5 separate regions of the Homo sapiens genome follow, and all the other regions are linked to region 3. Evidence: chromatin loops called from intact Hi-C (ENCODE). Cell type or tissue: heart right ventricle. All regions are shown on one strand. Links, peaks and the distances in the headings refer to the core of each region. The heading gives the core; the rest is flanking DNA. Region 1 has its middle 340 kb from the start of PSMD7-DT. Region 2 overlaps LINC01572 (long intergenic non-protein coding RNA 1572). Region 3 overlaps PMFBP1 (polyamine modulated factor 1 binding protein 1). Region 4 has its middle 260 kb from the start of PSMD7-DT. Region 5 overlaps LINC01572 (long intergenic non-protein coding RNA 1572).

The links. Hi-C counts contacts between places; a loop is a spot of excess contacts. Peaks named below come from ENCODE experiments on the same cell type or tissue, not always from the same donor. Only the 100,000 strongest peaks of a DNase experiment are listed, where the experiment ranks them.
Region 1: a loop joins it to region 3, with 3 times the contacts of the local background. A loop is called at or near these places in 27 of 110 quality-filtered maps.
Region 2: it touches region 3 in a loop (8-fold over the local background); 57 of 110 quality-filtered maps call a loop at or near these places.
Region 4: it touches region 3 in a loop (8-fold over the local background); 14 of 110 quality-filtered maps call a loop at or near these places.
Region 5: it touches region 3 in a loop (5-fold over the local background); 57 of 110 quality-filtered maps call a loop at or near these places.

Annotation. Positions count from the first base shown.
Region 1 is chr16:73,875,738-73,881,823 of GRCh38, reverse strand. It overlaps a transcript of ZFHX3 not described here. Among named protein-coding and RNA genes, the nearest start is that of PSMD7-DT, 340 kb to the left of the region's middle. RefSeq lists a silencer at 2,880-3,174. In heart right ventricle, for the core only: CTCF peaks have their summits at 2,783 and 2,987 (motif pointing right); no DNase peak of the experiment used is centred there.
Region 2 is chr16:72,463,648-72,469,733 of GRCh38, reverse strand. The region is part of intron 6 of LINC01572 (long intergenic non-protein coding RNA 1572); the gene reads left to right. All of the region lies in intron 1 of LOC124903718 (a long non-coding RNA gene), which reads right to left. Among named protein-coding and RNA genes, the nearest start is that of LINC01572, 200 kb to the left of the region's middle. In heart right ventricle, for the core only: a CTCF peak has its summit at 2,389 (motif pointing right); no DNase peak of the experiment used is centred there.
Region 3 is chr16:72,122,348-72,127,347 of GRCh38, reverse strand. PMFBP1 (polyamine modulated factor 1 binding protein 1) reads left to right here. Exons shown (of 21, transcript NM_031293.3): 15 at 1,216-1,380; 16 at 1,943-2,110; 17 at 2,414-2,581; 18 at 3,699-3,802; 19 at 4,360-4,434. Among named protein-coding and RNA genes, the nearest start is that of DHX38, 31 kb to the right of the region's middle. RefSeq lists enhancers at 1,291-1,792, 2,337-2,396, 2,407-2,516. In heart right ventricle, for the core only: CTCF peaks have their summits at 2,097 and 2,297 (motif pointing left); a DNase peak (open chromatin) is centred at 2,277; H3K27ac peaks cover 581 bases.
Region 4 is chr16:73,953,248-73,959,333 of GRCh38, reverse strand. No RefSeq gene overlaps it. Among named protein-coding and RNA genes, the nearest start is that of PSMD7-DT, 260 kb to the left of the region's middle. In heart right ventricle, for the core only: a CTCF peak has its summit at 2,538 (motif pointing right); a DNase peak (open chromatin) is centred at 2,543.
Region 5 is chr16:72,471,830-72,477,915 of GRCh38, reverse strand. All of the region lies in intron 6 of LINC01572 (long intergenic non-protein coding RNA 1572), which reads left to right. All of the region lies in intron 1 of LOC124903718 (a long non-coding RNA gene), which reads right to left. Among named protein-coding and RNA genes, the nearest start is that of LINC01572, 190 kb to the left of the region's middle. In heart right ventricle, for the core only: no CTCF peak of the experiment used is centred there; no DNase peak of the experiment used is centred there.

The DNA.
Region 1 (6,086 bases), core at 513-5,512, 1.8 Mb before region 3:
AAAATCCTTTAGATACACACTCTTGGACAATCTTAACAGATAATAGCCAGCTTCTTTTTTAACTTTATATATACATACGCACACACACATATATATCCCATCTCCATCTAAAATGTATATGTGTATGTATACACACACACACACATATAGCACCAACTAAGTAGTGGGAACCCTAGCAAATATCCAGAATATATCAAGATGCTGACAGTTAAAAGTGTGGTTAATAACATCAATATTTCCTAAACAGATAAAAATGGAACAGTGAAGCTATAGACACTTTCTCTTTGGACTCCAAGGGCCTGCTTAGAGTAGCAGTAACCATGGGCAGAGTGGGGGGGGGGGGCAGAGAGAGAGAGAGAGAGAGAGAGAGTGTGTGTGTGTGTGTGTGTGAGTGTGATCATTACCAGCAAACCTTCAAACCTTCCTGGGTCCAATACGACATAATCCATGAATTCTGCCCTGGAAATCAACTTAGTTTAGGTAAACCTGATGCAGAAACATAAGAGAATTCTCCTGCATGTCGTGACAGACCGAATTCTTTCCAGTGGGGCTTGTCTGCTCCGCACTGCAGCCCCATCCATTATGTGAAAATGGTTCCTTGTTTCTCTGAGATATCAGCGGACCGCACAAGCTGAGTTTCTTTAAAAATACAGAGACAGTTCATCTATAGACTTATTCTGAATGAGTGAGTATGTGTGGTCCAGCTCATTTAAAGAAAGAAACACTCCACAAAAGCCACCAGTCTTATAGAAGGTGCTACCAGGGACTGCATATTTGAAGAGCGGATGTAGTACTTTGTATTCAGTTCCTTCCCAATGCCACATACCCTTTGCCTGTGACATGGAAAAGTAAGATTTCAGAATATTAGAAAATGTCAAGTGTTAAAAATGTGTTCATACTCTTCTCGCCTATATCATCAAAGGGTTGGTAAATAAGGGGTGCAGAGACATGTCGTTTACATTTTTCAAGGTATTTTGGAAAGATTACTATCCGACTGAAAACTTTTCACCAAGCAAACTTTGATATTCTTGGTAGATGTTAAAAAGCAACAGAAATAAATAGACCAGGCACATCTAATACAGTAGATCAGTTACTGCAAAATTATTTTGTGTTCTGTTGGAGACATTTAAATGGAGACTGCACACACCTTCTGGGATGAGACTTGAGAGATTTTACTCTTAGATAGAAGCATTTCAGGTTAATACAGAGCTACACTGCTCTAAGCCTGAACTTCACTACAATTTTAACTTCACTAGCCCTCTTGAATATAAGGCCTGTGTCTCCCCAGACTCTAACTTCTTTTCTTACTTTTATCCCAATCTCATCTTTTCTTACAGAGTGATAATTTTTAAAAGCTCCACATTGAAGTTGCAAATTACGTCAAATCCTGAAATTAAAATGTTGTACTTTCCTGTTCAGATTTCCTGTTATAGGGAAAAAAAGAGTTCTCATTTAAAGATGACCTATTTTTCAGTTTATTATTTGCCTTTGAATAGTGAAGCCCCTTAATTTAAACACTTTGAATAAAATAGCTCCGCAGCCCTCTCTCCCATCCCCCATCTAAACCTCTCTGCCTGCCGGAAGATTTCATTTTGATGGCAAAATTTTTCCCTTGCTTTTTGGGGCAAATCTGACAGCGACCTTCCATGAGCCAACCTCTTCCTTTTGTTTCCTCCGGAGAACTTTCAAGGGAGGCCTTTGGAAAGGTCAGGAATGCTCATCAGCCCTGAAGTAATGGAACGTGTAGAATGGAGATTGTTACTCTCCCATTCACGCCGATTCCACCATGTTCTTAGTTCCTTTAAAAATGTTGTTTCACACACCACCATGAATCAAAGCCAGATAGAGACTGGTGAGAACTAATGTATATAAAATTGAAATTAGGATCCTATAACAGTTGTTATCAGTAGGGTGTAATTTTGCCCCCCTCCTTCCCCAGGGGACATCTAACAATGTCTGGAGACCTTGTTGATTGCTTTAACTGTGTGTGTGTGTGTGGGTGCGCCAGTGGCAAGTAGTGGGTAGAAGCCAGGGACACTGCTCACCATCCTACAGTAATTATCTGGCCCCAAATGTCAACACTGTGGAGGCTGAGAATCCCCGCTGTTTACTTACACTTATACCTATACATGGAAAATATTGGCAGCAGCTTTTAGGCAGGAACTTACTCTCTTTTTGCTAGTACTAGTGAAAACAAATTCTTATTTAATTACAGTGATAGTCCCTTCTTGCTTCTTAACTATTGCCTGCCTTAACTGGAATTGCTTCATCTAGAGAGTGGAAAATGGTGACCCTACCTCCTTCCCATTTCTCATTTTAAAAATCACAGGGCGAACCAACCAGAATGAAAGGGAAGCGTGCAAATGAGCAAAGGACATGCCGGTGGAAATGTGGGAATGGCTTACAAAACCTCGGTGAATTCTTATTCTTAAAAGGGACCTTAGATTCTCCATCCCATACCGCATAAGAACATATAAAAAGAGACTTTGTGCTTATGAAGCCGGGGGCTTGATCTGTGTCTGCTTTTTTTTTTTTTTTTCTCCACCTGCTCCTGACCACGATGGTAGTCTTTCCTATTGTGATTTTAGGTATTAAAAAAGAAAAAAAAAACCTTTTGCAGAGCAAATGCTAACACAAACTGCTTGCGAAAAATCACAAGCTAGAGATTGCAGAAAAGGACCCCAAGGTCGCTCGCTGCTGGTGATTATTTTTCTGGGTGTTGTTAACTTGGTCCTCAAGAGAAGTTGGAAGAAGCTAAAAAAGAGAGGCTTTCGCTGGAAATTAAGAAGCAAAATGCTGGGAGGAGATCTCAGAGGAAGAACATAATGATCTATAATAGGAACTGATGTTTCCACAACTATATATATATATATATATATATATCTTATCTTTTTTGAACAGTGAAGGATGTAGGACTGGATGTCTTTCCAGTTACATCTATCAGCCTTTTAAACTAGCTCTGCTGTTTCAAGTGACGTTGAACTTCACTTTTCCAGTAGATGGCATTGTAGTCTGTCCAGTGGAGAAGAGCTTCCTTGAACCAATAAGACTTAATTTTTTTTTCTTCTGAGCAGCTTCCTTGATAATGTCCCCCCTCCCTCTTGCATTAAATACTAGCTTGAGGTTATAAATAACAATCTTGTTTTCGCTAGTTACCTGTAACTCTCAAAAGATTTGACTTAAGAAAAAGAAAAAAAAAGAAACAGTAGATAATTTAATATCCCTATATCAAATGAAAAAAATATAGACTAGATCTGGGAGTATGGCATATGGATAAAATATGCAACTGTTTCAAAATGAGAGCTGATTCTGGTCTTCCTAAGTCTACTTTTCCTATTAATCCATTATGCTTATACCATTTTAGTGTCGTTGTGAAGAGAAGGCTTAAAAAAGTTTTACTCTGTGTCAAAGATTTTTCAGATACAATAGGTTCTTCTTGGCTGAACCCCTAACAAACTTTGCATCTTCTTTATTAACTGTTTTCAAACTCTCTTTATAAAAAGTAATCACCTCTCGGTTTCATGTATATTACCTGTGGGATGAACAATTGCATAATTTTTGGTGAATTATAAATATGATTTTCATGATATTCTGTTTCCTTCATTTAAAACCATTAAACCTAAAAATAATAGCACCAATCGATTGAACCAGCAAGAGTTGTCATTGCTTGATGTTAGAAAAAGGTGCCAATATGTATTTTATTATTATTACTATTATTTTGCTTAGTATTAAATGAGGGTCCCTCACTTTAAGTAGTCAGAATATTACACTGGGTTTCAACCAAAAAGAGAAATGATGGTATGGAGAAGATATATATATGTATATATATTTCTAAAAATCTCATGATGAAGCTTTCTCTGTTAAATATCTTTTTTAAATAAAGAGATTGGATATGTTAACCATTAGAATCAAAATGGATTTTCTTTTTTGGGGGGAGTTGAACTTTGAAGATGAAATCACCATGTTTGTGTATGTCTTTGTGTGTGTTTTAATAGAATCTGAGTTGTCCCTGAAGAATCCTTTTTATCTGTGAGGCTTCCATGTTCTCTTTTTAAAAATATTTTGCTAAAACTTTAATTTTTTTCCTCCGAACAAAATCCTCTTTCCACTGAATATAATCTATATTTCCCTGATAGTCATTTGGTAATAATATTTGACTTCCATTTATCAATACTGTTTCTTTCTATTATTTTTAATCACAAGATTATGAGCTGTGTATTTAGTTATTATTTAAGCTAAATGGTGTCTTTGGCTGTTAGCTCAAAAAGATAATGTCCCAATATCAGGATTAAGTTTTCATCTGTATCAACTGGCTTAAAAATACCCAACTTGATTCCTTTTGAATTAACTGAGTCTTATTTTATTATATTTTTTCAATATCACCAATCACCATAGTAACCACTAGCTGTCAGTTCAGCTTCTGACATTTTTCTCATTTGGTAAGATTTCAGAATTGCCATCCTCCCTGCCAACATGTCATGAACAAGAAAAAAAAATTGCATGAAGAATCTAATGGGTGTCTGGTCTGATTGTCCTCATTTGTGGCAGGAAAGACAAAAACTGATGAATTGTGAAATGTATTCAGAGGGTTCAAGGAAGCAAGTGCCTGGGACCCCCCCCCGACCTAACCCCCCGAACCCAACCATCTCGTTTCTTTTTGTTATGCTTGATGCACCATACATGCTTATTGTGACACTTGGGTTTGTAGAAATTTAAGATTAACAATTTTTACATTCACCCTGCTGATCTCTCTCCCTTACCTTGTTGTTGTTGTTTTTTTTTTTTGAAAGTCATCATTAAAAATAAAGTTACCAGGGCTCGTATTTAGCATGATTTCTCACTCGTATCATAGATTTTTTAGTAAGTCCAAATTGGCTTCACAATATTTAAGATGTGCTTGCAAATGTACAACTCTGCGTGGGAGCCAGATGTGGACCGTGAACCCACACGGTGGGTTTTGTGTCTGTGTGTGAAGGTGGTGGAGAAAGGACATTAGACCCATTTGAAAAAAGAAACAAAGCTCATTCTAGACCTCTTCTAGGGGGTTGTTTTACATGGTTAAGAAAAGTAAGAGAAATGCAGTCTTTTCTAGTTCTTTCCAGCATTCTGGTTTAACAAATGAGTAGGGAAAAAAGCCTATGCTAATGAATTCCTACCCCACATATCCAACTGGGGAGTTGATTAAAGGAACTATTTCTATACTCAAGTATTTTCTCCCTTTTGGTTTCCAGACTTATTTTAGCAAAAAGCAAAAAAAGAAAAGTGATAATGTACTTTAGCTAATGTAAACATACAAATTATTGAATATATGTTACTGATAGGATACACACATATACCCCATATGTGGATCTTATCACTGACACTTAGGCATGACATTTAATATGCATGTGGTCTGAATACAAGTAAATGTATTAAATATATTAGCCTGTGTCTGCATGCATACAGATGGTCATCGTGTTAACATACTCTTTAGCTGCCTAGGTGTACATGGGTGTGGTAAAACTTACGTGTTTTTCCAGAGGTTTTGTTTTTGAGCTAGATCAGTCTTAGAGGATATTTTTTTCATGACTGTCTACAAATTCAGACTCAGCAGCAGGAACTCATTCCAGAAACATAAACCTGATTTGATAAGCAGCTGCAGAATTCAGTGCCTCTTTACTAACGGGTGGACAACCCCAGGATCACGCATGCAGGGATTGGGATGTTTCCATTTCATGTTTCATACGCTGTGGCTTTAGCTCCTTTTAAAAAATTCAGACACTGGACGGTTTGGGGTCGTGTTGTAGAATTTATTGCAGATTTTTATGTACCAGTGTATTTAAATATTACTATGGCTAAGAAGGAATGGAAAGGCCCAGTGAAAAATATCTCCATTAAGGACCAAAGTCTCTTAATTTAAAAAGCAAAATCATGTGTATATATTTGATGCCATTTATATGAATATTAAAATATTTAATGTTCGGTGTAGGTGGATTGATAACATGGTTTTGTCATTGATGATTAATGGTGTGCCAGAAATATACATGCGTAACTGCATACATATGTATCTGGCTATCAGATGTGTGTAAAATAAGCAATCCGGTTCA
Region 2 (6,086 bases), core at 444-5,443, 340 kb before region 3:
ATTTCATATATATTAAGTGATTTCCACTGTTATCCACTGAAAAGCAATAGAGTTCAAAATAGAAATGTGAAACATTTCTATTTTTCTCCCCTGTGGTTATATAAAATATATCTTATTCTATAAATTGAGATAAAGAAATTTAGAAAATAGTTTTTTCTATTTTTATTTACTAAGAAATCTATTGAAAACTATAATAAAGTTTATTGTTGGTTTATTACATCCAGTAGTTATTTCTTCTTCCATAGTGACACGATGAAAATTTTACTACTATTGAAAATGTTACTACTATTAAAATTTTACCTTTTGAGGGCGTCATAAATAAGATATATAAACTATCAACAATTTTTCTGATTAAGAGTAACTTGAATAAATACCTGAAATAAGATTAGCGTTTGTTTACAAAGCACTTTCAAATATATTAAGTGTTAGTATCATTGTTATGATTGCTTTTATTATACTTGAACAACAGAGATAAGTAGTAGAAGAAAAAATAGTATTTGTGCATATATATAGAATGAGGGAAGGGAGAAATTCAAGACAAGAATAAATTCTTGTTTTTTTAGAAATAGAAAACTGAAAAGAAAGCAAATAAAGAGAAAGAATGAGATAGAAAGGGAATTAGAAATTCCCAGACATAAAAATATTAACACATAAGAGGTTATAAAAAACAGTAGATTGAAGAAACTATCAAGATAAATGAAAATGAAGATGTTAAGCAGAATTTAACATAATGTTTTATACATCCATTATCTTCTTTAAGCTTTTGTGGGGTAGCAAAAAAACACATGATCTTTCCCAAAAGTGTACACAGCACAGTAAAATTTCTATAAGCTCTGTGCATTATCACACCAATCCTCCCATTATCAACACTCCTATGTGGTTTCTGGCAAGAGTTATTGCTCCTGCTTGATAGAGGAGCAGTGGAGAACACTGACTTTTTCAAGGTCAATGATGAGTCAGGGGTAGATATAGAACCTAGAGTTGTTTTTTTTTTTTTACTCTAAGTATGTGGCCTTGTTATACCCATTTCTCTGTTTTTGTCTTGGATTTGCTAAGTTCTATTTAGACACCATTCAAGGGATTTAGATAATACAAGTACCTGAAGAGACATGTTTCAAGAATATTTTATTTCTAAACATTGCCCCACTCTGGAAACATTAAGATATGTGCTACTTTTTCTTTGTACCTCTTATATTTTGGGTTGGTATTTTTTAACAGATTTGTTTAATCTTTCCTGTGTTGCACACAGTTAACCTTATTTAATGTGCACAATGCAGAATAACATTCCCCCACCTTAAAAACAAACTAAAAGAAGAAAATGTTAAGCAAATCTAGTGGGTTCGTCAATTCTAATCCTTTCTTCAGTGTTTTTACTCCTTATTTACCGGAAGACAATTTCAGGGATCTTATTTTTGCCCATGTTTCTGAGCCAAGTGTTTGACTGATATTCACTTTAATTATTAAACAAAGTGATAGAAATACATAAACATATATACATATATGGACATATCACACACTTGCATTCATTAACATGCTTTTTAGTCCTTTTTTAATATTTAGCTTTTCATAATCTTTCTCATGCTATGTCTGTAATTCATTATGTAAATAAGTTCTTTTAAAAGAGAAAAAAGTATGTCCAGGATAGAGTGGTAATTTATGGAGTTACCAGTCTCACAGTTCGAATTTCTTGGTGTGTATTAGACAATGAAAACACTGATTTCCTTCATTCCTTTAAATTTCTTTGTGCTTGTGTCAAAACTGTTTAGAGGAATATATTGATGTTATGTAACGCTATCTTTTGAAATATCTCATTTTTTCCCCTGGAATTTAAAGATATACTCACTTTATGGTCAAGTAATTTATTTTTCTTATGTTCTCCCTTTTGGATTTTATTAAGCATGAACAAAATCTTGACTGTCACCAGAAATAAAAATTTCAGCACAAATACACTTCTGAGAAATTAGGTAAGTTTCCAGAGGTTGAGAGAAGCAAATTATTGTCACTGCTATTTTTTTCTGATAGAACAAATTCCTGTTTTTCTAAGTACTAAAATTCTTAGTACATTCTAACGTTAGCAGTGTACTAACATTTTATGCAAACTGTTTTCTTTAAAAACTAGCCTTTGAACAAAAGGCACATTATTTTTTGAAGTGGATATACCTTATTTTATAAAAGTTTTTTAAAGAAAACCTATAACTCTTTAATATAGGGGTATAGTTTTACTTAGCTGGCATTAAAAGCCAGAAAATTGTTCTAAAGCATCATTTATCTTTTATCTTTCTTGGCTGCAATGCCAAAGAAAACCTAAGGTTCAGTGTAAGCAGAACACTTCATGAAAAAAGAAAAAAAAAAGGTTATTTCATGTGCATGCAACACAAGAGGGCACTCTTTAGCAGGTTGCAAGATAGGGACTTTCTTACTGGTATCAGAGCTTGGCTTAGTGATGGAGGTAAGGGTTTGAGGAGCTCAGAGGTTCGGGCAGGTACGGGGTGAAAAAATGGCATTTAACCTTTTATAGTATCTACTCTTCCCAAAAAAACTGGAACATCACAATCATGGCCAATAATACTATGTCTCTTAAAACATATTCTTAAAATTGTTCGTGAAACATGTATTTCTTAGACATTAATAATCTTAGTTACTTCTACATAAGTGTTTCTTCTTGCTATATGAATTGAATAACACTTATTACTTTAACTTGTTTTTAAAATTAAGTACTGTAACGTTGTTCACCCTATGTTTTGGTTTATATCAGTATTTTCTACAGCAGATAGAAAAAGTAACAAGTTCTGATACTTTGTTTCTGAAAAAAGAAGTCTATTTTAATTTTTTTTAATTTGAAAAAGCTGAAATTAAAACCAAAGTAACATTTTTTGTCCTCTAATAAACCTTTTTTTCTTTCTTTTGCTCCACTATAAATGAGACCTCCTTTTTCTTTTGGGTTTGCTTTAAAGAAGCTTCTTTGCATATACTAATCTCATCCTCATGCTTATTATTTTATCCTGGTTCACAAAAGGGATATGATCTCTAAATCATGCATTTTCTCTTGCAATCTTTTGTTTTTTCCTTCTTTCTTTTCTTTTTCTTACATTCATTTTCCCTTTCTTAGTCCACCATGCTATAAGGCTGCAAAAATGAGAGTACTCTAAGGCTTATTAACCAGTTTTTCTGACAAGAAAAATGCTAAATTTACATAAGCAATTAGCATGTACATGCCTGCCTATAGTAGAGATACAATCAACAGATCACCAATATTGAATGATAATATTTAGAAGGCAGCAAAGCATAGCAGTTAGAGATTAGGGTTTTGAGTTAGATCAGCTTGAGTTCCTACTCGCTATGCGACAGTGAGCAATTTTTTATTTGACATCTATAAGCCTTAATTTCCCTACCTGTATAAATGGGAATAATAATGATAATTATACTTTAACTCAGAGTTGAGGACTGAAGGAGATTTTATATGTGTGCGTGTATGTGTGTGTCTGTGTGTTTATATATAAATATATATATAATTGCACACAGCAAATAGTACCAACAGGTATGCTATTAGTTGTTATTCAGATTTAGCTGAGATCTCTATTAATATTGCTCCTCTACGTATTTCATTTTTTTACAGTACTTTTTTGATATAAAGTTTAAAAATTATGTACTTGATTTTTGTTAGCTTTTGAGCAACAACAACAAAAAGATGTGCATCTGAAATAGCACAGCCTTGACTCTGAAAGACCTTTGACAATAAAATCCAAGGCCAGGACTAGGGTGAGGCTAGGAAGGTGCTTATATAGCAAAATTTAAGGAGGTACCCACTTTCTGGTGTCAACCTAGCACTTACATGACCCTGGGATTGAGAGCCTCCTTAAATTTTACACCATAGGCGTTTCTCTTACCTCATCCCAGTCTTGGCCCTGATATAAACCTTAATTTTCACTTTGGCTTTTTCCTTAAGTTCATGAAATAAATGCTTATGGAGAAAGATAATCTGCATATGGCTTAATCAGTCTGCAGGGGCTGGGCACAGAAAAGCTTAAAGAACCTTATCCAAGGCCTTCCAAACTATGGATTGACTTGAACACTCAAGGCATCTTTGTTGTTCAGATGGGTATATGGCTCATAATAATAAAATGCCTTAAATATCTTTAACACTAAAGATGATACAACCCTTTTTTTCAGGCATATTATGACCTAAAAATTCAACTTCAGTTGCCTTGTGGCAACTAAACTTATCTCTGGCACAGCATGTTTTAGGACATTCTAGTAAGGTCACCAATCATGTATATTGCACACAAGTCATTTCAGCTGCAAATAAAATAAAATTAGAATCACTAATGTTATATTCAGAAGCTGAAATTGCATGCAAGTGTAGACTGTAAATACCTACACTGCAATTTAGTAAAGTGACAATGCTAGTATTTGTTCTGGTCATCATTAAGAGTTACACATGTATAAAGGAAGAAAGATCGCCTTTTTGTGTGTTCATGCCAGAGTAAAATTTTATACCTACGCAGAGAACCAGCATCCCTGCTCTTAAGAGACATTGTGTCCACATTCCACTCAGTTCCAAAGCACTCCTTATGCTAGTAATGCAAACACTTGCTCTCTTCATTACTGTATAGTTTGGTTTGTTTGACCCCTTCAAATCTCATGTTGAAATTTGATTTCTAATGTTGGAGACGAGGCTTAAAGGGAGGTGTTTGGGTCATGGGGGCATATCCTTCATGAATAGAATAATCCTCTCCCTGGGGGTGAGGGGGTAAGTGAGTTCTCATTCTATTAGTTCTCATGAGAGCTGGTTGTTAAAAATAGCCTGGTGCAAACCCCAACTCCGCTTGCTTTCTCTGCTTCCTCTCTCGTCATGTGATCTCTGTGCATGCCAGCTCCTCTTTAACTTCTGACATGAGGGGAAGCAGCCTGAAGCCCTTACCAGAAGTAGATGCTGGTGCCAAGCCTCTTGTACAGCCTGCAGAACTGTGTGCCAAATAAACCTCTTTTCCTTGTAAATTACCCAGCCTTAGGTATTTCTTTATAGCAAATCTAAGCAGACTAAGACAGTAACTTTCATTTTGAAATTTAAACTCAGTTAAAGCTTATGTATTTGCCTAATTTGACTTTATTCTTATACTTTCTGGGGACCCCAATATATCAATACTTACAAACATAAAGGCACAAGCATTTTTTTTAAAGTATAAGCATAAAATAAGGTTTCTTGATTTGATAATAATACCCAAAGCTATCTACTTACAAGCCTTTCCTAGATCCTCTTGATTTTCAAATTCTTATCACTTAGTAAACTTTCAACTCCCTCTATGGCTATGATCCTTATTGGGTAATACGTAAACTGAGTTAGATTTTCATATAGCCCAAGAAAAACTAAGTCTTTTGACATGATAACTTTCTGGGAAATACTACTTTCTGTGAGTCAAAACTGAAACCAGTTCCTAAACAGAGTTACTGTTGGATGCCATATTGCTGATGATGATATTTTTTATGGTTTTATGATATGAAGCAATTTAAGGTAACTGAGCAGGAGATTTCTGTCATTTGTGTAAACCAGACTTATTTTATGTTCCTAAAATCTTTGTTCTCCCATAGTTCTATCAAATTAAAGCTGCCATACTCTCTTCCTACATAATTACTTTAAATATGCAGTGTTGCACTCTGCACACAAGTCTTTACAAGACTTTGACTGTTAAAGTTGTTACTGTTTCTGGTTTAATATAAGAAGTACTAAGAAAGCAGCCCAGTACAATAGTTAAGAGCTCAGCCCTAGGTTTGAACTCTGGCTTCTGAATAAGGTAAATTACTTCCCAAAGCTTTAGCCTCTTTATATGCACCATGAGAATAATGATAGTACCTATCCCATAAAATGATTGTGATGTTCAATTAAGATAATACATTAAAATGCTGATTATTATTTGACATTGGAAGGCTTGTGAGAATTTGATACAGTAAATATGTTCTTTTTTCCAAAAGGCCTTAAAATAATGTGTTCTTACATTTTTTAAAACAATTATAGAATACTCTCTCCCTTGGGAGATCTCATTTATACTCAGGTTTCAATTATATGCCTGTGATTCTTTTAATTTGCA
Region 3 (5,000 bases), core at 1-5,000:
CCAAATTATTTCATCTTTAGGAATAGTTTCACCACCAGGGCATGTAAAATATGGTGTCAGAAGTCCAATTTACCACTTTTCATCTCACTAATTCCCAGGGCCAGAGGTACTCAAAATTGTATCTGAAAAAGTAATAAACTTGAAGCACTGATCAGTTACTGGAGATAAAACAAGAAAACCCAAAAGAATGTGTTTCTGTGTGCATGGCCACTTTCAGATGCAGGTGTGCTAGAATACCAAAGAATACAAGTCAGGCATATGAATTTCTGAGGTCTCCCTCTGGCTTCCAGACTCAGAAGCAGATCTCTGTCCTGTACTTAAAGTATATAAGAAGGCTAGTTTCTGTGTGTGTCTGTGACAGTAACTCATAGTCGTATAGTAAAACAAAGCCCTTTTTACACATATCACCTCATTTGATCATCATAAAAACTCCACGAAACAGTTAAAATGATTTCAATTTGTGGAAGCAGAAACTGAGGCTAGAGAAATAAGTAAATGATAGAACCTGGACCTCAACCCAGATTTTTCTGACTCCAGATCCCAACTTCCTTTTAACTATACCATGAATACTCATTACGATGTTGAAAACAGACTTCAGTTTTTAAACACACTTCTACCAGAACTACATGTTCCCTAACATGTTGATCAATTGATCCCTAACTCCAAAAATGCAATATTTCACGTGACAGAACAAAGACCATTTTTGAGCATTTCCTGAAACTCTGTCATGTGCCATGCCCTGAGTTACAGCAATGGGGAAACAGCAGGAAACAAAACACAGGCACAGTCCTGCTTTCTGGCACATCAAGTCTAGTGAATTACATCAGGAACTAAGTGAGGCATAAAACACAAAGGACATGTTGTTATCATGTCCACTAACCTCAAATCGGATTCCAGGTCTTTATCAAAGGCTGCAGAGTATGTGAAAGGGACTTTTTTGTGTACTTGGCATATCATGCCCCAGCACCGCTGGTACTCCTGCTGTTTGAGGGAAATGCTAACTAGAAAGAGAGATGTGGCTGAGGGGTGCAAAAGAGCCTGGAAAGACAGCTCTACCTTTTACAGTGGTGAAGTGAAGATGTGAGTGTTAACACGGACTCTGCAGGTTGCTGCAGACAGGAGAGAGCTTGGCTCTTGTTCATTTCCTATAGGCACAGAGAATGCCTCTATGACCCTGACCTGGCACCCTGACAGTTCTGCTCTCCCTCCTTAAAGATAGCCCTTCAGAAGGAGTCCTTAATGAGCCTGCAGGCCCAGCTGGACAAAGCTCTGCAGAAGGAGAAGCACTATCTCCAGACTACCATCACCAAAGAAGCCTATGATGCATTATCCCGGAAGTCAGCCGCCTGCCAGGATGACCTGACACAAGCCCTCGAGAAGGTGAGGCCACACCCTCTAGTCTCCAGGGCTGTTTTCAGGCAAGGAAACGTCAAGGTAGCGGGAGAAGCACAGGAGCCAATTTCCTGCCTATTGACTGTCAATGGGGCCATCTCAAACCCTTGTGTGGGCTGGGATGTCTGTGCAGAGAAGGCCTGCTTCCTCTTTGTGAGGCTTGGAGTTGGGTGGAGGGCGGAGGAAGAGGACAAAGATCAAAACCAAATCTAGCAAGCCTTTCTGCCCATGGGTGACTCGGGGGCAAGGTTTTCCCAAAGTCTGGATTGTCAGGGAAATTCATGCCCCATCCTGTGCTGATCATGGCTGGCCCATCAATTCATGGGATTGGAAAGAGAAGAAATGGAGGGAGTGGGTAGGAAGGAGAAAGCAGGGTGCAGAAAACCAACCACTGTCATTTCCCACCCCTCTCTGGGAGACTAGGCAAGGTGACCGTCCGTGTCACCCTGGGCAGAGGACAGGAAGGGACTGGAACCCTCCTCCATTCAGGACTCAGCAGAGAGGGTCAAAGTCTCTGACAGCCATTCGTCCTCTTTGTCTTTTCCGGAAGCTCAATCACGTGACCTCAGAGACAAAGAGCCTGCAGCAAAGCTTGACACAGACCCAAGAGAAGAAAGCTCAGCTGGAAGAGGAAATCATTGCTTATGAGGAAAGGATGAAAAAGCTCAATACGGAATTAAGAAAACTGCGGGGCTTCCACCAGGAGAGTGAGCTGGAGGTGAGGAGCTGCCAGGGGCTTGGGCTGCCTTCCTGGTAGGGGTCCACAAGGTCACCTCTTGCATCCAGAATTATTTAGCACTAAGTCATTCCCTTGGGCTGCTAGGTTCCCTCCACTTTCTTGGCTCCCTGAACTTCAGACAGAGGCAGCAAAGATCGGAGCATGGGTGCCCTCTGCTGGCCACTGAGAAGAAAATACCCCCAACACGTATCCCAAGGCCCAGGAAGCACCCTCTGGCCTTGTGGGTCCTGCGGTCAGGGAGGCCAGCTGGAGTCCCCCTCCTCACTTTGCTCTCCTGAGTAGGTGCACGCCTTTGACAAGAAGCTAGAGGAGATGAGCTGCCAGGTGCTGCAGTGGCAGAAGCAACACCAGAATGACCTCAAGATGCTGGCAGCCAAAGAGGAGCAGCTCAGGGAGTTCCAGGAGGAGATGGCCGCCTTAAAAGAGAACCTCCTTGAGGACGATAAGGAGGTGGGCATGCCTTGGCTTCTGCGTGCCTCCTCTCAGTGCCTCCAGGCACATCCTATGACCACCCAAATGCCAGACAGCCCTTGGTGGGGGTGGGAGAGCCTGGGAGCAAAGGAAAGGTCACCCCCTCCATTTAGCACAAAGCAAGAGCCACAGCTGCTGGTTCAACCCACCTGTGTTCTTGTGGCTTTGTTGATAGATACTGAGCAGAGCGAAGGCCCCATTCTAGAGAAGAGACTGTCAGGTACACCAGCTACCCCTGACCTAGTCCACTGGGTCCCCTTCCAGAGTACATCCTGACACTTTTGGCAGCCCTGGACCCTACAGTAGAATGGACTAAGTGACCTTCTGGGCTTGTCCCAGGCCCACCTCCCTGAGCAGTGAAGTTCATGGCAGGAGGCCGCAGGACAGCTCAGGTGGCCACTGGGCCTTTGCTCGAATTACAAAGAAGGCATCTTAGGCCGGGCACAGTGGCTCATGCCTGCAGTCCCTACACTTTGGGAGGCCAAGGCAGGAGGACTGCTTGAGTCCAGGAGTTTGAGACCAGCCTGGGCAACATAGCAAGACCTCATCTCTACAATAAGTTTAAATGTTAGCTGAGCATGGTGGCCTATGCTTGTGGTCCCAGCTACTCGGCAGGCTAAGTGGGAGGATAGCTTGAGCCGGGGGGGAGGTTAAGCTGCCATGAGCCGTGATCATGCCACTGCACTCCAGCCTGAATGACAGAGCAAGAGTGTCAAAAAAAAGAAGAGAGAAAAAGAAGGCATCTCTTCCTCTTCCTCCAGATGTTTTTCTTCCATCTGTTGGAAAATTGGCTTAGCATACTTCTTTTTTAGGAGTCACTTTAATGCCTTCACACTGAAAACCGTGATTATAAGTGTACAAATCTACGTGTCTCTGCCATAAATGGTGCCTTCTCAGAGATGTCACCTTTGTGTGAGATGCCACCCGCACAAGCCAGAGGGGGAGGTCTGGTGGCAACTCCACAACTCTGGCCTCGGGTTGGACAGCAGAGTCAAGTTTTCTTTTCCCAGGGAGATAGAAGAGGCCTGACTCGGAAGGAGGGCTGACAGGCCTGTGCTCCCACCTCTGACTGTCTCGTTTTCTTCTTGTACCCAAGCCCTGCTGCCTGCCCCAGTGGTCTGTGCCCAAAGACACCTGTAGGCTCTACCGAGGGAATGATCAGATTATGACCAACTTGGAGCAATGGGCAAAACAGCAGAAGTGAGTATGGGAGGAAAAAGGGAGGCAGGGTCCGAGGCCTGGACTGAGCCGAGGAGCCACATGCGTGCCAAAGATTAGTCACACACACCCCTGCACTCCTGGAAAACAGATCCAGTCTCAGCCCACACCCAAGGGATGGAAATAAGATGGAGAGGAGGGCTCAACCCTTCAGGCAGGCCTGGAAAGCCCTCTGCTGAGCTGGAAACAGCGATGGCAGGAAGGAAGGGGTGCTTTGCTCGGCAGCAAGAAGGAAGGGGGACATTGGCTCAGATATCCTCCTCCCATCCCAGGATCCAGCTTCACTGCCTGGCCCCCTTGAACTCATTCCCTTGAACTCACCTGGGGCTCACAGGATTTTGCATAGGAGTTGAGTTCAGAGAGTCCTCTGAATCCCCAGGTGCTAGGAAGGCCTTAGCTCTGCGGACGGGGTGATGCGTGGGGGACGTGGGATGCAGCAGCAGTCTTGCTGAGAACCCAGCATCCCATTCAGCCAGCTGCACCCTTGCTCGCGGGAGGCTGGCGACTGGCTGCTGTTTTCTCCTGTGATTTTATTACAGGGTCGCCAATGAGAAACTAGGAAACCAGCTCCGAGAGCAGGTGAAATACATTGCCAAGCTGAGTGGCGAAAAGGAGTAAGTCATCTTAAACCACCCTGGCTGCTTCCTGGGAGCTGACAAGAAGGGTCAGCAGGGAGCCAGGGCTGGCTTTAGCCCTTGATAGGGGGATCAGCCCAGGAAAGGCCTGGTGCTTTGGAAAGACCCCCAGGTCTCGAATCTGCATCTATGTGACCTTGGGTATATCACTTGACCTCTCAGGGCCTTAGTTCTCTCACCAAAAATCCAAAGGGAGTTTAGTAGTCTTTTTGCTCCTTCCTGCTCTCATGGTTCTCAGAGGTCAAGGGTGCTAAGCAGGGAACAGGCACTGAAAGGCAGACTGGATTATTTAGGGCAGGGGCTGAGATGCTCTAACAGATCCCAAGTGAAGGAACAAACAAGGAACATCTCTTCATGAAATCATCAGGTGAGCAGGCCAGGTTGGAGGAGCCCTTCTGTTCCACCTGCTCATCTGGGGGCCTGTGGTCTTGCTTCCCCTCATGGTCAAAGCTGGGTCCACTAAGAGGGAGGTATGCGAGGAGTGTTACCAGTTTGAGAATGGAGGTGAAGGTATGAAGGCCTAAAACTGAGATTTTGGAGGTGGC
Region 4 (6,086 bases), core at 485-5,484, 1.8 Mb before region 3:
TATTGAACTATATGGATTGAAGTTGATATTTTCCAATCTGTGCTTTATTTAGAAATGAACGTCCAAGGACATACTCTGTCTAACCTACTGGAGGTTGACAGCATCTATTAGTGTATTCAAGGCTCTTACCTGTAAACAAACTGTTTAAGCAAATGATTTCCAAACTCACCTGTCCGTTGAGCTCCCTCATTTTCTGAGGAATACCTGTTGAAATCTGCAGTTAGTATTCCATAAAAGACAATTTGAGGAACAATGCTTGTAAAAATTATATATAGTACAGGAAGAATTAGAGTACAAGAAGACATCCCAAGAAGGTATATTCTTAATGGAGTGTTTGAAAACAGAGGTTAGCTAAAGCACATAGAGTGGTGTTGGTGAGAATTCTCTGATTAGTTAAAAAAGAATCCCTTAAATATATCAAAAAATCCATACCATACGTTAGCCAAACAGCTGCCACCAATTGCAAACACATTCAGGTAATTTAAGCCATTGAAAAAGGAGAGGCAGTTTTTTTAAAGCAAAAGTGTCCTATTTTTGGTGCTGATATTGTAGCCTGGTGCCAAGGCAAAATTTGATTCATTTCATAGAAGCCCTGTTGGACTTTTTCCTGAAGGTAGGAAGACTAATTTCTTGGTATTTATCATAGTTTATTTACTGTCTGTTTTTGTTTCTTCAAATAACTCCAATTGTAGTTGGGAATGATATTTTGGGAACTTGGGGAATGCTGTTAGGAGATATACTGACTTTTCCCTGTGCCCTTTTCCCCTCATATGTATTTTGTTATTTCCATACACTTATTCCTTACCAGAAACAGCCCATGAAAATGTCTGATGAGTTAATTGCTTTGAACCAAGAACAAAATGCAAAAGCAAGGCAAAGGGGAGGAAGCTACACACCGCCTACGTGCCCCCTATTGAATTTTCCAGAATCATAAGATCACTGTCCTCCCTACTCTTACAGGGCTGAAGGAAAAGTGAACATGCTAGTTTTTTGGTTTTCTTTTTCTTTTTCTTTTCTTTTCTTTTTTTTTTTTTTTGAGACGGAGTCTTGCTCCGTTGCCCAGGCTGGAGTGCAATGGTACTATCTCAGCTTACTGCAACCTTCGCCTCCCAGGTTCAAGTGATTCTCCTGCCTCAGCCTCCTGAGTAGCTGGGACTACAGGCGCATGCTGCCACGCCCAGCTGATTTTCCTCAAATGTTCTTTCTTAGGATAGCTTTCCCAAGACTATCTTTGACCACTTTCTAATTTTCCCTCCTCTCCCCACCACCCCATGACACTGTTTATTACAGTAGGATGGTACCTTATTGTAGGCTTCTAATGGATTTGAAAGCTGCCAGGGCAGGGACCTTTTAGAGAAGGTATAACAAAGCAGGGGACTGGACCTGCGGAATAAATTCTGGGGAGGGTCATTGGTCTTTACACTGTTTCCTCATTTCTCCAAAATGCAGATTAGGCCCATTAAAGTGCTCTATAAGATAAAGTAAGCAGTAAAGCCCAGATGATTTGCCGATAAGCTATAATATCTCCAGTTCACATGTGTTAGAATAAAATATCTAGCCTAAGTTCTATGTACTTCTAGAATCTTAAAAACAATTATAGCCTTAGTTTCCATGGCTTGTGTTAGTTCTTTTAACAGACTCATGCTTTTAAATAAGATGTCTTGGGTCAAATTGAATTAGGAATGTTTTGTTGTTTTACAGTTTTATGGATGGTGTTTTATAAATGTCTCCTATTTCTTCTCAATCAGACTTCATAAAACTGCTTAAAAATCAACGAATTAGTTAGAAATCAAGTTAAAGTAATAACTTTTGATTTATCTGTCAAATATATTTTTCATGGGACTTAATCACCATTGTTTTTAAACAGAAACATTAAAATACAAAATGAGGCTTGTTTTTCATTTTTTAAAAAAGGAATCAGTAACACTTGCAATGTGTAAACATTGTTCTCTGGTAAATTATAATCAGATTGCTGTTGGATTACATGTACATTGTGCTAATGCTCAAAGATTTTTTTCTAGTGATGTCATTACAGGGTATGAGTAGACAGGATCTGTCACTATTAAAAGAGACTGTGCTAACAATTCGCTGCAGAGCAAGGGTTACCCCAAGTAACAAGGGGTAACTTGATTGGAGTAGGATTGGTTAGAATTTGTAAAGACGCACTTCTTTGTATTGAGACGAACTTTTATATGTTATATCCTAACTCCTTCCAGGTCAAGAGTCATTAAACACAGAGCATTTTATTCATTTAAAGAGTATCTTCAGTGCCGCCAAATACAGCTCTGTGTACCATTGACTTTACAATAGGATCAAATGATAGAAAAGTTGAGCCTCGCAGAAGAAAGTTTTTCTCTTTGTGCATGCCTCTGTTATCATTGTAAAGATAAAATAAGAAGTGAATGGTCACGCAAACGGGTTTTAAAGCAGATGCTTTTTATTTCATACTCTTTCTTCCTGTTTTTTACTCCACTATGGTGAATGCCTTTGGACTGGTTTTCATTGAAAGAGGACAGGAGGCAGCTGTGATTCTGATGTGTCCACTAGTGGGCACTGCAGTGCTTCTAACGTTCTGTATATTTTAAAATCTGGGCACAGGATAAAAAAATCGTATAGTGAATGGTGAGTTTCCGCCCCTTCAGAGCTTCTGTCCTGTCAAAAAGACACCAAAAATACACTTGGAAGATTATATCTACTTAAATTATTTACTAAAATTTTAGAACAAAATAGCATGCTTGAGATTGTGCCTCAGTTTTTTGCTGGCATTCATTTATATTTGTGAATTGTCACATTTATTCTTGTTTGACAGGCATACACTTTGAAGTCCACATTATGCAAAAAAGGAAAGGTACGTAATGCCAGAGTCCAAATTAACAATATTTATTAGGAGAAAATCCTGCCTTTTCCTATTAAAGAAAAACATTTAACAGGGTTGGTTTATGTAATTTTGAGCAAGAAGCAGTGCAGTTGTGGCTAAGATGTCTATTTGATATTTAGGGAAGAATTTGATGCTTTAATAAGGGAATCCTCCGTCTCCCTCATCCATCATCCACCATCCTCATCCATCCAAACACCACTGTAAATTTGTCAGAGCCTTTTCCATATTCAGTACTTGTATAAATAATGGCTGCTGTGCTTTGAAAAAAGGGAAATGTACGTTTTCCAGCTATGTTATATATCTGATCACAGTCATGGAGACATCTCATAGTTTTTGTTTTGCATTGCTCGGCCTCGGTGCATATAATTTAAGCCCCAGAGCCAGAGGACATTTTTGTGTGTCGACTCTTATTGTGGTTAGTACTTGCCAAAATGAAATTGGTTTCTTTTTTTGCGGGGAGGGTGGGTGCGGCGGTGCAGAGGGGAGCGTTCCTACAGCAGAGGAAACACAGCTCCTGCTCCATTACTACGCTTTTATCATTGCCCATCGCTTCTCCTTCTCTCCTTTGCTATCTTAGGGATTATGCGGGTTCTCTGCAATATTCTGAAATTAATCAAAGCAAGCAAAACCCCATGCCTTATTATCCATCACGGGAAGAGAGTGGTTTCCACAATCCAGACGGCTTTGTGATGTTGTCCAGTTGTGTAACTAGAATTTTATTATCTTTTAAAAGAAGCTTCTGGTTTTTATACAATGAAATCTTTTCATGTTTAACTTGTACGAGCGATGGATCGCTCCATGTGAGTATGACAAAGGATATGAATTTAACCAATAGGCTGTTTCTCTTATTTAAATAAGAAACTGATCTGTGAACAATGTCTATTTCTTTCTTTGATTTTTAGCATAGCAGAACAGCTGTATGTCCCTAATGTAGTTTGGGTCATAAAAGCTTTCTATGCAATGAGATAGGAACAAACTTACAGGATGCTTATCTGGACCTTGTGTTCTATCTCATCTTTTTATAATCATGCTCTACAAATTATTGTTTCCCACTAAATTGGTGGCCATTGTACAGATTGCAGACACTTAGTTTGATTGAAAGTAATAAAAGGAGATTATCCACTGAGTTGGTTGAGTGAAGGTTCTGATATGACCCACTGCCTAGAGTGAAAAGAATTAATCTTATAAACCCGACTCACTTCTGCCATGCTTTGAAAAACCGCCAGGAATGCATTAGACCCTTTTTGTCTTTAGTCCACTGAAAGCTAAAGGTGGGTGGGGCAGACCTGATGTAGAAACCAAATAGGCCATGGCCTGAGTGTTATGCTTTGAGTGGCATCTTGAACTGTGGTGGGGTCTTTTTTTCTTGCTCCCTGAATGATGCATTTCTATCACGACAATCTTGGGGGAGAAGGAGTGTAGTTTTTATTTAGTAGGTGTATATATATTATTCTTTGTGCCAGGCACTGTTTTATATTCTAGGTTTAGAATCAAAACTTATTTTTGTATGTTATCATGAAATAGAATATTATTATGCCAACTTGAAGAGTGTGGAAACAGGTATAAGGAAGTATAGTGCAGGGTCCTACAGCAAATAGGTAGATGACCTGAGATTCAAATCCAAGCTATCCCCACACCCCCATCAAAGCACTTTCTTGTAAATATCATATTCTCCTGCCTACTCTAAGAGAGCAAGGAGGAAACGTTATCTCCAGGAGACCAGGGTGAGATTATGCAGCATGCCCAACTCCAGGCTGGGACATGGAGGCTCTCAGGGGGAAGAAAATGAATGAATGAGCTCCTGATGAAGGGAGAACCTTCTGTCCTTTTAAGGAAATAGCATTGTGGGCTTAGAAGACAAGCTTTGGAGCCAGTCGAACTTGAAAGCATAGGCATCCTGACTCTCCCCTTAATTGATTTTGTGACTGAAAGCAACATTACTAACCTCTTTGAGTCTCTGTTGCTGTCTCCTTAATAAGCCTCTCAGGTTGTTGGGAACCTGCGGGAAGATGGCCTGTGACTACTGGATGGCAGACACTAGCATGGCGGGCTGTCCAAAGACAGGATGTGCTGCCTGGAGTGGGAGGTTGGAGGTTGAGAATGGTATTTGGCACCAGGAAAAAGGCAGAGCAAGTCACAAGGAGCAGCTTCCCACATCTCACACTGGAAGAATCTTAAGGCACCTAAACCACATGACAATTCCCAACCTAGAGGCAACAAGTAGTGGGACATAGTAGGACGTCAAACCTACCTCCATGACTTTTGGATCCTAGAGAGAGAACTCTTTCCCCAGAGCTACTTTCAGGATAAGCTTCAGGCAGAAATGGTAGCATCAACTCTGGTCTTTATTTTAACTATGTAATTTTCAGTGAGTGTCTGAAACATCATAGAATGCTCACATCCAGTCTTCTTTCCATTTATGGAGGCAGCCATGGGTTAATGAGGGAGGAAAGGGGAAAGCATCTCTTCTATCCATGTTTCTCTTTATATCTTGATTTCTGCCTGTTGTGGGGGCAAAAAGGAAACATTGTGCTGGAGCTGCTGATGGGAATCTAAATGACCACAGTCACTACGGAAAGCAGGACGGAAGTTTCTCAAAACATTCAAAACAGAGCTACTATATGATCCAGCAATCCCACTACTGGGTGTATATCCAAAGAAAATGAAATCAGTATGTTGAAGAGAGATGTGTGCACTTCCTTGTTCATTGCAGGATTTTTCACAGTAGCCAAGACATGGAATCAAACTAAGTGTCCCTCAGTGGGTAAATTAATCCAGAAGGTATGGATATATATGTACACACCATACTTTCTGTATGTATATATACTTTCTATATGTATGTGTGTATATATATATACACACACACATACATACACACACAATGAAATAGTATTCAGGTTTAAAAAAGAAAGAAATCCTGTGATTTGTGACAACATGGATGAACCTGGAAGACAAATACCTCAGTACCCCACTTATATGTGGAATCTAAAAAAATTGAACTCATTGGAGCATAGAATGGTGCCTACTTGCAGGTTGGAGAGATGGTCAAAGAACATAAAATTTCAGTTAGGAGGAATAAGTTCAAGAGGTGTATTGTACAACATGGTGACTATATTAATAATCATGTGTCTTATTTTGAAAATTGCTGAGAGTGGATTTTAGTGCTCCCACCACACAAATGGTATGTGAGGTAATGTATATGTTAGCT
Region 5 (6,086 bases), core at 537-5,536, 350 kb before region 3:
AAAGACATTAAATATAAAGGAATATATCTATATAAGGTACAAAATTTTTAAAGAATACATGATAAACCTTACTGAAAATTGAAAAATCTGAATATATGGTCAGAGAAACTATGTTTATAAATTATAAAGATGATGGTTCCCCACAAATTAGTTCTAATCATTGCAATGAGATTCAAGTACTGTGCAGCCTAAAAGAATGATAAATGCCTATTATAGATACTATTTCGTACTCATCAGATTAACAAAAAATAAATTAGAATTGAAAATATTTGTAAGCACAAATGTGGGGAAAAAACTCAAAAACTACAGGTGATAGTATATACAGGTACAGTTACTGGGAAGAACAGTTTGATAATATCGAGAAAAGTTGAACATACTTTTATATGTCTTCATGAAACTCTCTTGTATATCCACACTAAAAGTTAAGATTAATGTTCATTGCTGCTTTGTTAATAATCATGAAAAATCCGGAAAGCCTAATTGTCCGTCCATCAGAGAAGGGATGAATCTATTTGGGAATTTTCATTCAGTGGAATACATATAACAATTAAGATAAATGAACTAGAACTACATGTATCATTAGGAATAAAACTCTAAAACATAATGTTGAGCATGAAAATATTATTGCAGAGTGTTTGCAGTATGCTAGCATTAATATAAACTTCTAAAATGTGGAAAGCATTCATGGGAATAATGAACGTTAAATTCAGGGTACAGTTTACATCCTGAGAGGGAGGAAGCTGGGGAAATGAGGTCCCTCATTTCCATAATGCTTAAACTAAGGATTTCCATAATGCTTAAACTGCAACTGTAATGTTCTTTTTTAAAAAATTAAGCAAACATAGAAATGTTAAATTTGACAAAGCTAGATGGCTATATAGGTGTTAGTGGCATTATTCTTTTTACTTCTTTGTATGCTTGAAATATGTGATAATTAAAAAAATAAAAATAAAAACAAAAATATTTTGCTAATGGACCCAGAAACCATACATACAGCTTCTTTTAACAATAAAAATCCCAAAAGAAAGAGGGGTAGTAAAATTTCTCAAAGATCACAACGAAGGAAAGAATAGGCAGTGTAAGTAAACTTAATCAGTTTGTTCCTGTGGGGCTAGCTAATAAGTGTTTGATTTATACCTCTATATTTCAGGTACTAGGTATATAGAAGCCCACAGGCTAAGCCTCACAGGACAACTATTTCTTCTCTTGTTGTTTATTTCTCTTTACCTGTGTTCTAATATTTCTCTCTTCTCTCTTCCCTAGATGTGATACTAGCCTAATGTTTTGCTCTTTCATCTGTCGATGAGAATCAGGACACATATCTTTATTTCAATTGATCCCTTTTCTAAGTCAAAGGGCACACACACGACAGACTTAAACCAAGTCTCTATGCCTATAAAAATCCTCAAAGAGGGTTTTTTCAAAAAGTGGGAGGTAACATTTTCAGGATCCTCCTGTAGAAGCCGGTTTTCTTTTCCCTTTTATCTCTAGCCTTCCTCACAGAGAAAACTCTCTTTGTTGAAGTTCACTACTAGAACAGGTATGTGTGTCAAGTGTTTGTTGTCTTTTGAAGGAGCTACTAATATGATAATATATAAGCCTTAAACACACTTCAAAATTATTTGTTAATTTCTGTGAGAAAGGATCTAACCCATTTAATGTAATGTATTACATAGATTCATCTGACTATGAAGATTCTGCCTGATTAATCTTAAAAATTGAAAGGCTTTGCTAATGTACGTCACTGTTTTCTAAGCCAGCACAATAAAGTAATAGGAGAAATTTTCAATTAGCAATCGTTATATTTAGTTAAGCCCTATATATTCTGTTATCACCAAAAGGTAAATTTATGTTATTTATGTTGGGTGGTAATAAGTACTATAGAGGCGAATAAATCAGGTAAAGGGGGTATAGGGTGCCAGGGGTTAGGGTGATTGCTCTTTTATAATGAGTGGTCAGGAAAAGTTTTTGACTCTGGGAAAAGAATGTTTCAGCTAGAGGGAGCAGTACTTATAAGGGCCTGAAAGTGACAGCATATTTGACACATTCCAGGAACAACACGGAGGTGAATGAAGGCTGGAATAGAGTGAGAGAGAAGATGAATAGCAGGAAATGAGCAGAAGGTTGGGGATGAGGGAGTTTGGATCAAGTAGGGCCTAGTATTGGCTTTGATTTTGAATGAGGCAGAAAGCCATTGAAGCATTTTGATCGAGGATGGACCTGACCTGACTTCTGTTTTAAAAAGATCCCTTTGGCTATAGAGAAGAGAAGATACCTACTCGCCATTCTACCTTTATAATCTGGGGAAATTTATAAAATAATAATAGTAATAGTTAATTTTTTATGCTAATATTCACTACACTATGTTTTTCAAGTATTCATTTCTTACCACAACACTATGAACTAGGACTATAATTATCTCTTATTTTACTAATGAGGAAAGTAAAACAAAGAGGTTAAGTAAATAGCCTAAGGCCTCATAGCTTGAATTCAAACCCAGGCAGTCGGACTTCATTGTTTCCACTTTTAATTAATGAAAATGCCATACTGTCTCTTCTACTTCAGGGTGGTATTGTGAAGAATGCATGGGTGTGGGTGTGAGTGTGTATACCTTTAAAATGTTAAAATCCACCAAGTATATGAAACCGATGAAGTAATGGAAAGAATAAAATTGTAATAGAAATAAATTCCATAAGTAGTTTTAGGGGTAGGGGATAGAACTCATGGTAGATTTTTGATTTAAGGGAAAAAAATTGCTTGTAAAAGATGTGTGAAGAGAATATTGCATTGAAGGAAGAACATTTCTAAAAATAGTTCATTAAAAGGCAAACTTAAAGAGTAAGAAAAGATTAAAATCTAAGTGGCATTATTTAGTCTGGGTAAGAATTGACTGAAGCTGGATAAAATTAAATTTGAATAAGATCAGCAAGTATCACAAAGAACTAGAAGTGTTTTCATCATCCTATAGAAAACTGATCCTCTGGTATACCACAATACTTTCTGAAAGTGTCTACATTAGCAATTATTTGCCTGTTTGCTGGATTGAACTGGGTTTTAAAGATCAGTTCCATTTGAAAGGAAAATGTTTCTAGTGGTGGTTTAAGACACTTTTTTTCTTGTTCGGTATTTAAACTGAGTCATACAATTTGAGACTACTGTGTCACATTTTCCACCTTTCATTCTCCTCAAGAGGCAGCAGTCAGGAGAAACAGGAGTGATGAACATTAGTGGCAGAGTATGTGGTTACAATAGTCAATAAACCACAGGATGCTTCAGATTCTTAAACAGCTAAAAGAAAAAAAAGCCACTACGTAGAGTCCACAGAAAGAGTGATTGTCTAAAGCTGGCACTCAGAGAGCAAGGACCCAGCCATAATTAAAGCTTCCCTATCCCATTGTATCTCCTTTTACATAGACATCCTGAGAGAACCCATAACCTTGACTGTGTCTGAATATTTTACAAACTAACAAAGCAGTTTTGTAAAGAAATAAACAAAAACAGTCTAGTACTTAATTGCAGTTGCAACAGTGTTAAACAGTCTTGCATGCAGATTAAAGAAAGCCTCCAGGCTTAGATTTTAAGACTTTAAACCAGTTCATTCTAATCTCTCCAGTCTCTTGTGATGACATAAAGTATCACATCCTCAAAAAGAACTGTTTAGGATTTGTATTTCAAAATTTATTAAAATTCTTCCTTTCCCCTGGACTGATTTTTAACGTTTGTCTGAATAGATTCCATATTTAATTACGTAACACAGACTGATAAACATTTTTGAGGTGCCAGCTCTTTAACTGACCCTTTAATTGAACAGATATAAGCTGTTACTCTGTGAATTCTAAATTAGCCAAAAAGAGAAAACTGGGAAAATCCTGACAATGCATCAGTTTTAACATATCCCCTTTCTTCATTTCTTCAGTTCCAGCTTTTATCTACTTAAATCTAATGAAGTTAGCTTAGATACAGACTTTCTAATAGAAGTAAGCTTTTAGAAATAAATTTAAAGAGCAGAAGACTTGTTTTGTTTCAGGAGTAAGGTACAGAACATAACACAGTAGACAAGGAACAGAAGAGTGAATGTGAGCTAAATAGTTTTACAAACCACAGTCTTCAGGGTTGAAGAGAAGGGAGATGTTGATAGGGCAAATTGAAAAGGACTTTTGATATGAAAACAAAGTAAAGCTGCTTCTTGAATATATTTAAAATTAACTCTTTAGATTACCTATATAAAGCCGATATTTACTGAGCACCTATTATGTACCCAGAGTTTCATATAATTTTCACATGTAATGAAATATCTTTCTTTTGATTTTTATATATTTTTTTAAAATATAAAAATCTTTGGCTCACAGGCCATACAAAAACAGGCAGTGGGCCAGATCTGATCTTAGTTTGTCAGTCCCTGCTCTACAGCAATGAGAATGGACAAACTATAACTACATACATCACTGTGAATTCATGTCATATAATTTTAAGTGAAAGAAGCTAGACACAAAAGAGTACATACTAGAGCATTCTATTTATACAAAGTTCAGAAGTAGGCAGAATTATCTGAGATGCTAGAAGCAAGACAGAGACTACCCTTGAGGGAGTTGGTAGTGACTAAAAAGGAGCAAAGGGGAGCTTCTGGGTAACTAATAAAACATTCTGCTGCTTGGTCTCAATGCTGGTTACACAAGTGTGTGCAGCTAGTGAGAATTCATAGCATACATTTTTTATTTGTGCACTTTTCAATATGTATGTTACTTGAATAAAGACTTCATTAAAATGGGAGGCTATTAGTTATATGGAGTAGGAAAGGAAAGAATAGGTATATGTACAACAGTACTTTTCTACCTGAAAAAAAAAAAAAAGACAGAAAAGGCACAGCAACTAATGGCAGATTTTTTTTAAAGGATCATTGAAACGTTTAAAAATAATTAGGTCAATAACAAAATTCCAAAACAAAAGAATGAAGATTAAATGAAATATTGTTATAAAATGGCTGAGCTTTTCAACTCCTTTAAACTCTCTGATTTGAAAGATCATTTCTGTTTCTTAAGGGAAATGATATAGGTAAGACTATATTGCTGAGGAAGTTCCCAAAAGGAAGAAATCAGAGGATCATTTGACATTTCACTAAACCTTTAGCCTTTTCAAGCATCTCTACATATGTACTGATTAGTTTTCTTCTGATGTCTTTGGATCCTGCCAGTGCTGTAGTTATAAGTTAGCCATAGTGAGTCTCAACTGTGCAGCCTTGAGAAAATATAGCCTTTTCGTATTATGCTATAGAACTGAAATTTAATTTTAATTTTTATACCCAAAGGACAAAAAAAATTATCTAAAAGGATATATACTTAAACTTGAAGTGATTTATGTTTCCATGGGTTGATTCCGCTGTTTCGGTGGCATCTATGGGAGATTTAAGAACTTATTTGGGATTTGCCATAGCTGCCAAGAAGTGAGTCCTGTGGCTATAGGACTCTATGAAATTTTACAATTAATTTTTAAACCAAGAAAGTATAGAGAGTAAAGTAAGCTATTATGTAATGAGAAGACAATAAGAGAATTTTTACTTTTCATCTGTTTGTCACTGAGCTTTGGAATAAGAAAAATATTGTTTTTTAAAGCTAGAATACCTTACTGGCTGAACTCTCTTTATAGCTCCTTGGAGTATTTGCATATTGTAACATTCACATATTTTCCATCGGTCTTATCATTCACCCTCATTGCAACATTACTGAGCATTTTTAAACCAAATTTATTTTGCTTAAAACTTCATTTATGGATATATATTTTGTCCTGTTGAATTGTCATCTTCATTCACAGACCAGCACATACAGACTATTCCATCCTGATTTCTAGAAATTTTAATATTTAAAAAATCCTGCTGCTTATAGCTGTGATACCTGATATTATTTATGGGTTTTCATAAAGGGGGGAGTCAAAAGGAAAAATACAGTACTGTCTGGCCTCTCTCTACCTTCTTCTTCTCTATCCCCCCTTTCCACAGAGCAGTTTAATTTTAAATGATAAATGTGGAAATTAGAGACCATCGAGAAAATCCAATTTGGTGAGGAGTTTTAAAAATCCCATAATAAACGCGG